Regions from separate parts of the Homo sapiens genome. Here region 2 is linked to region 1. A link is a contact called in ENCODE Hi-C data. All regions are on one chromosome and are shown on one strand. The core of a region is the stretch at or near the end of the contact, and the rest is flanking DNA. Distances in the headings are between cores, read along the strand shown.

Region 1 (5,175 bases), core at 1,535-4,034:
TCCCTATTGTTACATCTGTAAAAAGGAAATATTCAAAAACATATGAACGACACTAATATGGAATTGGTCACGAGGATGGTTTGTCCTTCACTGTGTCACTCCTGGGATAGCTCAAGGGACACACATAACCCTTTCTACAGAGCCTATTCCATTCTAGTTCCTCAGAGCAGAAATATGCAACTCAATCCAGCAAGTACCCATAGGGCTCCCATTATGCAGAAGGCACCACTAACTGAAGCCAAGGAGCCAAATTATTAAGACATTGTCACTGCCCACTAGGCACTTATAAACTCAGGATGTTTGCCCTTAAGCTTATGACCACACCTTTTACATTTTCCCCCACTGCTTTCTATTCTTCCACCTACTCCTTTAAATCCAGGCATTTTGCTGGGATCTAAGCTTGGTCTGCCTCTGTTTTGTCCTCCATTCTGTTCCATGGTTCAACTTTTATGTTTATGTTGTGTCTGCCAAATTCTCTTACTCTGTCCTAGGCCCAGATTTTCCAAATTCCCTTTGGACATCTCTATCTGGATATTTGTTCCAAGCTCAACACACTTCAAACCCAACACATATTCTTCCTCCCCAATTCTTGCTTCTGTACTCCTATGTCAATGGTATCACTATATTCCAAAGAGAGGAAACTGAAACTCTTCCTCCTCACCCCTCCACACAAGCAATTACAATACCCAGCCAGCTCCACTCCTGCAATGGCCCTCAGCTCTGCCCCTGCTCCCTCCCACTAGCCATGCCTTGGCTTTTTTCCTCATCCTCGCACATGCGTGCCACAGTTATTGTGGAACTGTCTCCCTAACCTCCAAACTCTCCCTTCTCAAATCCATCTTTCTGGCTGCTACCAGACTTATCCTACAATCACTAGTTAAATCACACTACCCTCCCACTCGAAAACCCTGAGTGTCTCCACATTGCCTGAAAAAAAAAAAAAGTCCTTAGAATAATATTCAGGGCTCTGCCATCTGGCCTCAACCTCATTTCTAACTCTCTCACTTCATTGCCCCAAATTTCCTATATGTAAGCCACATAAAAAATTGCTCATCTGGCTCTTTGATGAAGGTGTCTCCTCCTTGTAAATTGCCCCCTCTCCTGGAAAGAGCCCAGTTGCTTGAATCAACATATCTTAATTCAAATGCACTTGTGTCATATTGGTCAAATTATCTTTACCTGAGTTTCCTTACCTTTAAGATGGGGATGATAATTACATGTACCATGGAGTTTTTGTAAGGTTTAAGAGATAATACATTTAAATGAGCTTAGCACAATGCCTAATGTGCACATTTTAGTTCCTGTCATTGTTATTTTTTTAAATTTACCTGTGTTTATCAACTACTATTCATTCTTTAAGGCCCCAATAAAATGCCACCTCCCCACAGAAACTTCCTCAATTGCCTTAGTCAAAAACCATCATTAGCTCCTCCTTCCACCTCTCATCAATAAGTGTGTCACTCAAGATAGCACGTTTTTCACATGACTTTGCATTCTAATTCATTATTTATAGGTACATCCTCCCAACTCTTCCCCAACCCCTACCCCCACCCCACTCACAAGCTCATGAGTGGCAGCCTCCTGTTAATGTAAGGCCTTTTGGGGATCCAGCGAAACTCTTTCAATTTAGTACCAGAGGATCAAAAGAAAGTCCTCGATTTTCAAACCTAAACCCCTGCTGACAACACTTCTCTCAATTGTACCTGAGGCTACAGAAAACCTTTTCATTTTCTGTTTTTACTCCAGTTGCTATAGTAAATGGCTAGTTCTCCCTCATTTTCCTGCTCTTAGAATTGGTCCTTAATTATAAGCTCTTACCTAACAATTGTTTTCAAAAAAAAATTTAACAATTATTTTTTCATTCACTAGAAATCATAGCTTTCTCTTCAACTTTTGCTTAAAATCTACGAGAACCACTCCATGGTGACAAAAAAAAAAGATTTGAGAAGTTTTGGAATAATATCAATAAACAAAAGATGACCAACTACAAATTATACATTTGGGTGTGTGAGAGCTCCCAAATTTATCATCAAGTACACCTCATCGAAGAAATACAATTTTTCCAAAGAGGTTCATGGTCTAGAGGTAAAATATTTTCTATGTCAAAAACTGCAAATTTTGTTCATTTTTCATTAAGGTATAATGGTCTGCCAAATTAATAAAATTTGGATGGACTTGCTCAAAATTTCACATTCCAATTAGAGAGTAGGCCAAAGCTCATAGAAATTTTACCCAAGCAAAAACTTGTAGTTTCACATCCAGACCCTGCACTTCATGTTCTCGACTTTGCAAAGGAAATCCTAAGGAAGATGAGCACAAATTAAGCCTCCCAGTTTCACCGAGAGGCTTGTTTTCCTTCTCAAGCATTTTCAAATTCAAAATAACCTTAATTTACAGAAAGTTGAAAATCATTCTGTTTATTCTACACATTTGGGGGATGTGTATACAAATATTTACTGGACATAAAACTTCAATGTCTTACTACAAACCATCTGACTTCAGAAAACTGAATACATACAGCAATAATTAACAACAGATGAAAATTTTACATGCTCAGAGTTCCATACCTTGAACTTGGGCATACCCTTCAGGGTAGGTACTCATTAGAGCAACAGGGCTTTTGAGAAGCAGGTTTTCATTACTAAATTCTGTTTCTAGAGCACCACTCAGACACAGAGGAAAATATTATTCTGTGAAATGAAGTGTGGTTAAAAATAGAAAGCGAATTAGTAGCCAAACTTTGAGATTTCCTGAGTTGAACTTTAATCCTGTCCAAGAAGTGGTTATTGTGAAATCTTTCTTTTTAGCTACAACAAATGAATAACTAAATGAAATTCACCAGTAGAAGCACCACAGCATGGAAGTTATGAAGCTCTCCACACTTCCTAGGAAGAGAAGTTTGAGTTTGAGCTTCAACTTTATATGGTGGTGTTTCTCAGATTTCATATTTTAAACCATCTAGGTAATCTATATCTACCAATGATTCACAGAATCACAGAATTCTGGAATGCAACCATTTCATTTTACAGATGAAGAAAAGTAGCAATGTGCCCACAGTAAAATTTCTAATCATTTACAATGTTGGGATAGGAACTCAGACTACCTGACCTTTCCCCAGTATTCCTTTCATTCCAAAACTAGGCATGCCACAGCCCTTCTGCCAAAATCGCAAGACTGTGGGTTGCAGGGCCCTAGAGGACAAGATAATAAAGAAGCCAGAGTATGCGCAGCAAGTTGCCCACACCCCGTTGCTAAGCAGGCCCTGAAATCACCAAGAAAGAGACCACTTCCATCCTACATCCACTCGGAGCATGTGCCCTCAACCCAAATACTCGTGACAGGTGTCTGGAGTGGGAATGGCCAGAGCCCACCATTATGAACCCCAGAGTGGATGTGGGCAGCTACTAGAATTCTTTCTAGGTCCATGCTAGCTGAGAAAACCCCAGCTGCCACCAGATGAAGGAAAGATAGTTGCTGCAGGCTGGAGCTACCAGCTTCTCCCTGGTCAAGATTTCAGCCTTCCTTGTGGAAACGAATCCTCCTCTATTAGTCCACTAGGGCTGCCATAACAAAGTACCACATACTGAGTGACTTAAATAACAGACATTTATTTTCTCATGATTCTGGAGGCCGAGAGTCCAAGATCAAAGAGATGATTTCTTCTGAGGCCTCTGCCCTGGGCTTTTAGGTGGCCATCTTCTCTCTGTGTCTTCAAATGGTGTCCTCTGTACATCTCTGTGTCTTAATTTCCTCTTCTTAAAAGAACACAAACAGTATTGGATTAAGGGCCACCTGAATGACTTTATTTTAATTCAGTTACCTCTTTAAAGACCCCATCTCCAAATATAGTCACATTCATAGGGACCAGGAGTTAGAGCTGCAATATATGAATTGGGGGATAAAATAGTTCAGCCCGTAACACCTCCTGAACATATCCAAGAACCAACCAGAAAAATCCACTGGCTTTCTTCCTTCCTACAGCTCTTGCTTCTACTAACTGCAGCAGATGCAGACTCATGCTGGTGCTGACCACCCAGCCAGGCCTTAAAATTACACCATCTGCCAGACTGGCTTCCCCGGTTTGGGCATACTCCTCTTTCTCTCTCTCTCTCTCTCTCACTCACGCCACTCTCTCGCTCTCTCTCTCTCTCACACACACACACATGCACACACATATACACACAAACATACACACACACATACACAGTATATTTTTGACTCTCTTGCGGGTCTATGTAGATCAGACTCTTCAATTCTGTTAATATAATCATAGAAAATGTCCTAAATTCTGAAAGAACCATAAGAACTTCTAAAAAGCCCTATAGAGATCCACTGGGGAAGAAGCTCTGTCAATCCCATTTAACCCACTGTGGTAGGCAGAATTTTAAAGATGTCCTCCCAAGATTCTCATCTCTGATTATTCAATCGAATATGAATCTAAATACTACTGTGAAGGTGTGTTGCAGACAGAATTAAGGTTACCCATGAGCTGACTTTAAAAAGGGAGATTATTCTGGATGACCTAGGTAGGCATAATTATGATCACATGAGCCCTTAGAAGCAGAAGAGGAAGGCAAAAGAGTCCTTCAGAGAGGTGCTGCAGGATGGAGGAGACCTAAGAAGAGGCTGGAGGGATGCAGAGTGTGAGAGGCACTCCACCCACCATTTCTGGCTTTGAAGATGGAGGAAGGGGCCATGAGCCAAAGAATCCAGGTGGCCTCTAGAAGCTGACAAAGACCCCTGGCTAAGATCCAGCAAGAAAGTGAGGACCTCAGTCCTGCAAACACATGAAACTGAATTTGGCCAACAACCTCAATGAGCTTAGAAGTGAACTCTTCCCTAGAGCCCCCAGAAAGGAACGCAGCCTGGCCTTTTTGTGAGCCCTGAAGCAGAGAAATCAGCCTAGCCAACCTACGGTTCTGACTTACAGAAGTATGAGATGATAAATCTGTGTTGTTTTAAACTCTTCTTAAGTTTGTGATGATTTGTTACAGTAGTGATAAAAACTATTACACTCATCCTGTTATTAAATGTAATTTCCCTCCATTTTTCTCTTTCAGGGGTAAACTTCTTCTTACATCACCTAAGCATTCTGAGTGGTAGGTATTATTATTATTTACCATTAATTAGGGGTCCACATTAAACTAAAAGTTATGCAGATTCTATAAATGACCC
Region 2 (5,175 bases), core at 1,548-4,047, 280 kb before region 1:
ACTGGGAAAGTGAACAAAAGGCTGGGGTGCTGACCTTAACTTGCCTGTGTAAGGGGCCTGCTCCTCAGCTGTGCCTCATTATTCACAAAAACACAACAGAACAGACAGAAACTACAGCTCGAGAAAATGATATCCTTTAAAACTATCCTACAGCTTTCTGTAACAAAATGATGAAGAAAATGCATTTACTTGACTTTCTAAATTATAGGAAGAATATGTTTTTCCAAATAAATTTGTTATATCATCTTTCTCCCAACAGTTTGAGGCACTGGAATAGCTAAAGTGGTTCACTTTCTGTTGCCCAGTAGTGATAGACATAACAGTGCTTTCACCTCCTACCTCTCCAGAGAGTGCAAGACAAAGGGACTGTGAGTAATATTATCCCAATTAGCAAAGACAGAGGGCAGTCTGCAGAGTAAGGTTCCTGGTTTATATTTATTTCACCTTAGGACTCCAGAGGGAATGGTCCATCTTTAAAGTGTGCCTTTGGCTGAGATACCAGGGACAAGGAGGTGGGAAGGCTGTCTGATTAGGAGTCCAGAAGATCCTACCTATCAGATGCATGGCCCTCAGAAGGACAGAGAAGGGAAAGGCTACAAAGCAATCTGGTTCTAGATTTTGTATATGACCTAATCCCTAGTCTCCAGAGTACAGGCCTTCACTGCCAAAAACAAAAGTAAAAATCTCCACCACCTGTCTCCTAAACAAGATAAAATTTATTACTTTTAACTGAATAGACACACACGAATGGGTGTCAGCTGTGACAGGCCCCAGGGGTAGTGGTCTTGACAGGTAGATGGAGCCTCCCTTCCTCTGACTTCTTGCCATTGGCACACAGTCGCCGACCGCCTATTCTTGCCCCATTCCTCACCCTGGGATTTACAGGGGCTGGTGTTGTGATAATGAGGACACAGACAAAACTATAGGCCAGGACCCAGGAACTACACAGGTTTCTGAGTTTGGGGAGGCACTTTCATGGCTTATGAAACACTGGAAGGCTGCCGCTCTAGAGGACACCAGCACCCCATTTCACTGCTCAAAGCACGTACTGGAATCAAATCGCCCCTACGATTTCTGGCAAAAAGAAGGTGGGGCACTTCCCTGTTGGCTGGACTTCAGAAAGCAGGAAAATCAGGGTTGGCCTGCCTGGGTAACATTGTTCCATAGCAGAAAGTGATGTGTTGCTGTGGCTATTTTTTTTTTTTTTCCTTTAGCTGAGACATTTTCCCAGTATCTCTTTAGATAGAAAGTCAGTACCTTTTCCCTGGGTACATAGATCAACTTATGCAACTCAAGGGCAAGACAAACAAGCCATTATGATCTATCAGAATGAAAACAGTGTTTGTGTGTGTGTAAGAGAGAGCGAAAGAGAGTTGACATCATTATGGGAGAAGGATTTTTGTTTTTTGCATCGGTAAACTGGTCCCCTGAAAGTAGCAAAAGCTGTGTAGCTTTTTCTGTCATAAGCTGTATTTTATTATGCTTCATTAATAATGCAAATCTCCTTCGTTCAATTTTCTTAATTTCTTGCAGGATAAGAAATAGGGTGAAATAAAGATATCCTGTAGATCAGTGGATCTCAACCTTGGCTGCACATCAGAATCACCTGGAAGCTTTTAAAAATCCCCTAATCAGGCTACATCCCAGATTAATTAAATCCGAAGCTCTGGAGTGTGGGATGGAGGCATCAGTAGCCAATAAAGCTTGCCAGGTGACTCCTGGCAAGTCCAACATGTAGCCAAGATGTAGAACCACTGCCTCAGGCACCTGAAGTCCTCTGTTTTGTGTGTCACTCTGAACCCAAGAAATATGACTTTAAAACAAAAGGAAGAACGCACAAGCTCTTCTGTATTCACCTTAATATATTTCACTAACAAAATTTATTCAGCACATTTTAAAACAAAAACAAAGCTTTTAATATGTAATATATCAGTACATATTTTCCAAATTAAGTTCACAATTCACATAGAATAATTAACAACAATGTCAACTGTGATATGAATAAGAAGTTTCTTAATTTATCTCCAACTAAATACTGTTTTTACTTATCTTTTGCTTTGTTTAATATTACTGTTTTTCTCCTGCACATCTAATCTGTGAATAGAAAAAAGCCATTCCTTTATTCTTAAGTGACATCCATAATATTTGAGTTTGTTTCAGTGTTTCACATTCCTTTTTTAAATTAAAAAAAAAAGCAGTAGATATGGTAAGTATAAATGAAGTTGCAAATTAAATACCCCCAAAATAGCATTTTTCCATTCAAATGGACAACAATTTTGAAAGGTTAATAGCTTTCAAAGTTGGTGAGATTAGGAATTTGGGATTCTTAAATACTGTAGATGGGATTATAAATTTCCACAACCTTTTGAGAACCTAGTCTGTCAGAAATATGCAACCTTTTGAATTCTGATGCTAGCCAAGAGAAATAAAAGCACCAATACACAGAGATACATGTGAAAGAATATTGATTGCAACACTGTGTGTAATTGGGAAAACCGAAAGCAAACTGAACATTCATCAGAGGAAAAGAAATGACCAGTTTTACTTGCTCATGACTGAAATTGTTACAATAAGCATGTATTATCCTATAATTCAAATAACAATATACCTTTTTAAAAGCAAGGGAGAAAACCAGGAAGATAGCTATTAAATAAGATATTTTTCTCTTTGTTCCTTACTTGGCTGGCTCAAGCAAGTTCCAACATGGATTTCTGCACATCCAAAATCTCATGCGGAGATTAGTTTCTTCTTGTTTTCGTTGTACTCCCCATACACACACACACTCATTTCCCATAAATCATCAAAAGGATAGCTTTTCTTTCAATGCACATAATCTTGTTAATTGGGTACGTCTTATTTCTAATCAATTTGCAGAGAAGGTTTCAGAACACGAGTAGAAGACTATCAACTCTCACTGCTGATAAGGAGGGAGGAAAACCATTTAAGGTGCAAGGAATTTCAAGCCGTTGTTAGGAACAACAGGAATGCAGGGATCTAAAATTGCATACCAGGTAACAATCGGCGGCTCTGTTCAAATCAGAAATGGGACACAGAGAATCAAATTAGTATATTTGAATTCCATTCTAAATATTTTCCTTCTTGCTTAGTTAAATGTTATTTTTCAGGGTATATATGTAGCTGCAACATGTATTATCCTCAATGACACATCATTTGCTGGGATTCATTTGAGACGTAAGTGGGACCAGCAAATGGTTGCTGTTCTGTTTCTGTAGACTGACTAGAACAAGGCTAGAGAGGAAACAGAGACTGGCATTCATTCAGTGCCATTTGCAATGTGGAATGACTCATGCTTGCCTGGCCCCTGGTGAGTCATCAGCTGAACTCCAGGTCCAGGGAGGCCACAGCATTTCCATGGGGCGTTCTAATTCAGGTCATGCTGAGGTCAGCAGACTGCCAAAAATCACACGCTCCTTCCCTGGCCACCTCTTAAAAATATCCTGGGAATGTCTGTCTAGAAGGATTAAGGTCACTCTAATGCCTCATTAAAAAAAAACAACTTCATTTACCTTAAAAGATGAACTGTCTGGTAACAGACATAGATGAGGAGTGAAGACACTAAGCTCACATGCTGATTATTAGATTTCTAAAAAGGAAGCGTAATATCCTACCAATTCCATTTGGGGAAAGGCAGAAACTCATTCCCACACTAGACTCAGTTTAAGCAAGCCACCCTTGTCTCTGATTGGCCCCTTTTTTCCCCCTTAAGAAACAGGAATGCTGATTCTCAATCTTTCAAAATACTGAAGTTACCATGTCCTGGCTATGGGGACTGTGAGGTCACTGAGAGCAGACCCATTGCAAGCAGCACAGCACTGCAATTATGCCATCCAAGACAGACAGACATTTGTCTGTTTTCTGAGGTTTCCAGGGAAAGAGTTTGCGGACACTCTTAGCAATGTTTCTAGATCACAGAACGTTGCCTGTATTGGCTGGAGAGTTGGCTAGTGCAGTTGAATCTCATTCTTCTGTTTTCCCAGGAGATAATGGAACATAGCTGGCTATTATATAGGACAAAAATAATTGCTGAATTGGTATCATAACCAATTCAAGTGTAAACAAGATCAATCAACTTATTATTTTGTGAATCCAATAATCCCACACAATTATTTAATAATTTTTTTCCTGATTTGTTTTCTTATTTGAGACTGTGCTTATAATGTATTCAACATTGACTCGGTCAAGACCATTAAGACAAAGCATAAATTTTGCTTACTTTTAAGTAAACATGTAGAATTTATTATTGTTATTGTTATAATTATATTTATTGTTATGTAGCCCAAATAGTTGAATCATGATGATATATGATGGTATAAATTTTAAGGTGGTCAGGTCATTATCTTCAGGTTTCTGTCTCTTCTACTTTACTAGGTAGTTCTTCCTCGATGGTCTAGATTAACCCTGAGTAACAATTCTCTCCCACTGCTTCCAAAAAAATTGCTGGAAGAAAGTTTACGTGGAACAAAGATGTTCCTGATTTGAAAACAATTAGTATATCTGTCAGTGTCTCATCAAGAAGCAAATAGCATACTCAAAGAGGGTGATTAAAGAGGTTTTAGTGAAAAGATGTATTAAAGATGTGGGTAGTGTCTTGGGGGAAAGAGAGTCTGAGATGAAATTTTCTTGTAGAAAGTCTCTTGGGGAGTGCCCATGGTATTAACACTTGTGAAGGTGGGGGAAACAAAATTGAGCAGAAGTAGAAGCTGAACCTCGTTGCAATCACAACAAAGATGTGAGGCTATCCCACAGGGAGCTCTGAAGCTGGCATGGCCCTTGAAAATTATTCCTTTTTAGACAAAAGGCCAAGCCTTTGTATTCATCCCCAGATAGGCCAGTCACTGGATGCTTGCTGACCCTGGAAACATGGGCCGAAGTGGCTCTTCACTGAGGGCAACTTTCTTCACAGCTGGAGGAATAAGAGCCTCCGTGCTGGAGTGGGTTCTGACACACCACACCATCCTCACAGGCAAGATGGGGCAGCTTCTCAGAGTCAGCAGCAATGATCCATGGCCACCTTGAAGCCTGAAGAGGTGAGGAGTGGAGCTGAAATGTGATGATGTCTGTGGTTGGTGGAAGAGGGCCACTCTACTGCAGCCGATATTTGGTGGAGGAGCACAGCCACTACCAGCCAGTGCCCAGGCAGGGAGGAAATGGAGG

Evidence for each region. A loop is a pair of places that touch in the nucleus more often than their neighbours do. Pooled maps may share reads with other maps.
Region 2: a loop to region 1 is called in a map of ascending aorta, with 1.9 times the contacts of the local background. The contact joins two enhancer-like sites. A Hi-C loop is called at or near these places in 1 of 168 maps with a recorded cell type or tissue (ascending aorta) and 5 of 50 pooled maps.

What each region holds. Positions count from the first base shown.
Region 1 is chr5:57,406,465-57,411,639 of GRCh38, reverse strand. All of the region lies in intron 1 of RMEL3 (enriched in melanoma 3), which reads right to left. Among named protein-coding and RNA genes, the nearest start is that of RMEL3, 14 kb to the right of the region's middle. Within about 2 kb of position 2,784, at least 2 of the 41 ENCODE cell types and tissues checked have a DNase peak (open chromatin) inside an H3K27ac peak, as active enhancers do.
Region 2 is chr5:57,691,418-57,696,592 of GRCh38, reverse strand. No RefSeq gene overlaps it. Among named protein-coding and RNA genes, the nearest start is that of LNCBRM, 120 kb to the right of the region's middle. RefSeq lists enhancers at 3,157-3,451, 2,771-3,970. Within about 2 kb of position 2,797, at least 18 of the 41 ENCODE cell types and tissues checked have a DNase peak (open chromatin) inside an H3K27ac peak, as active enhancers do.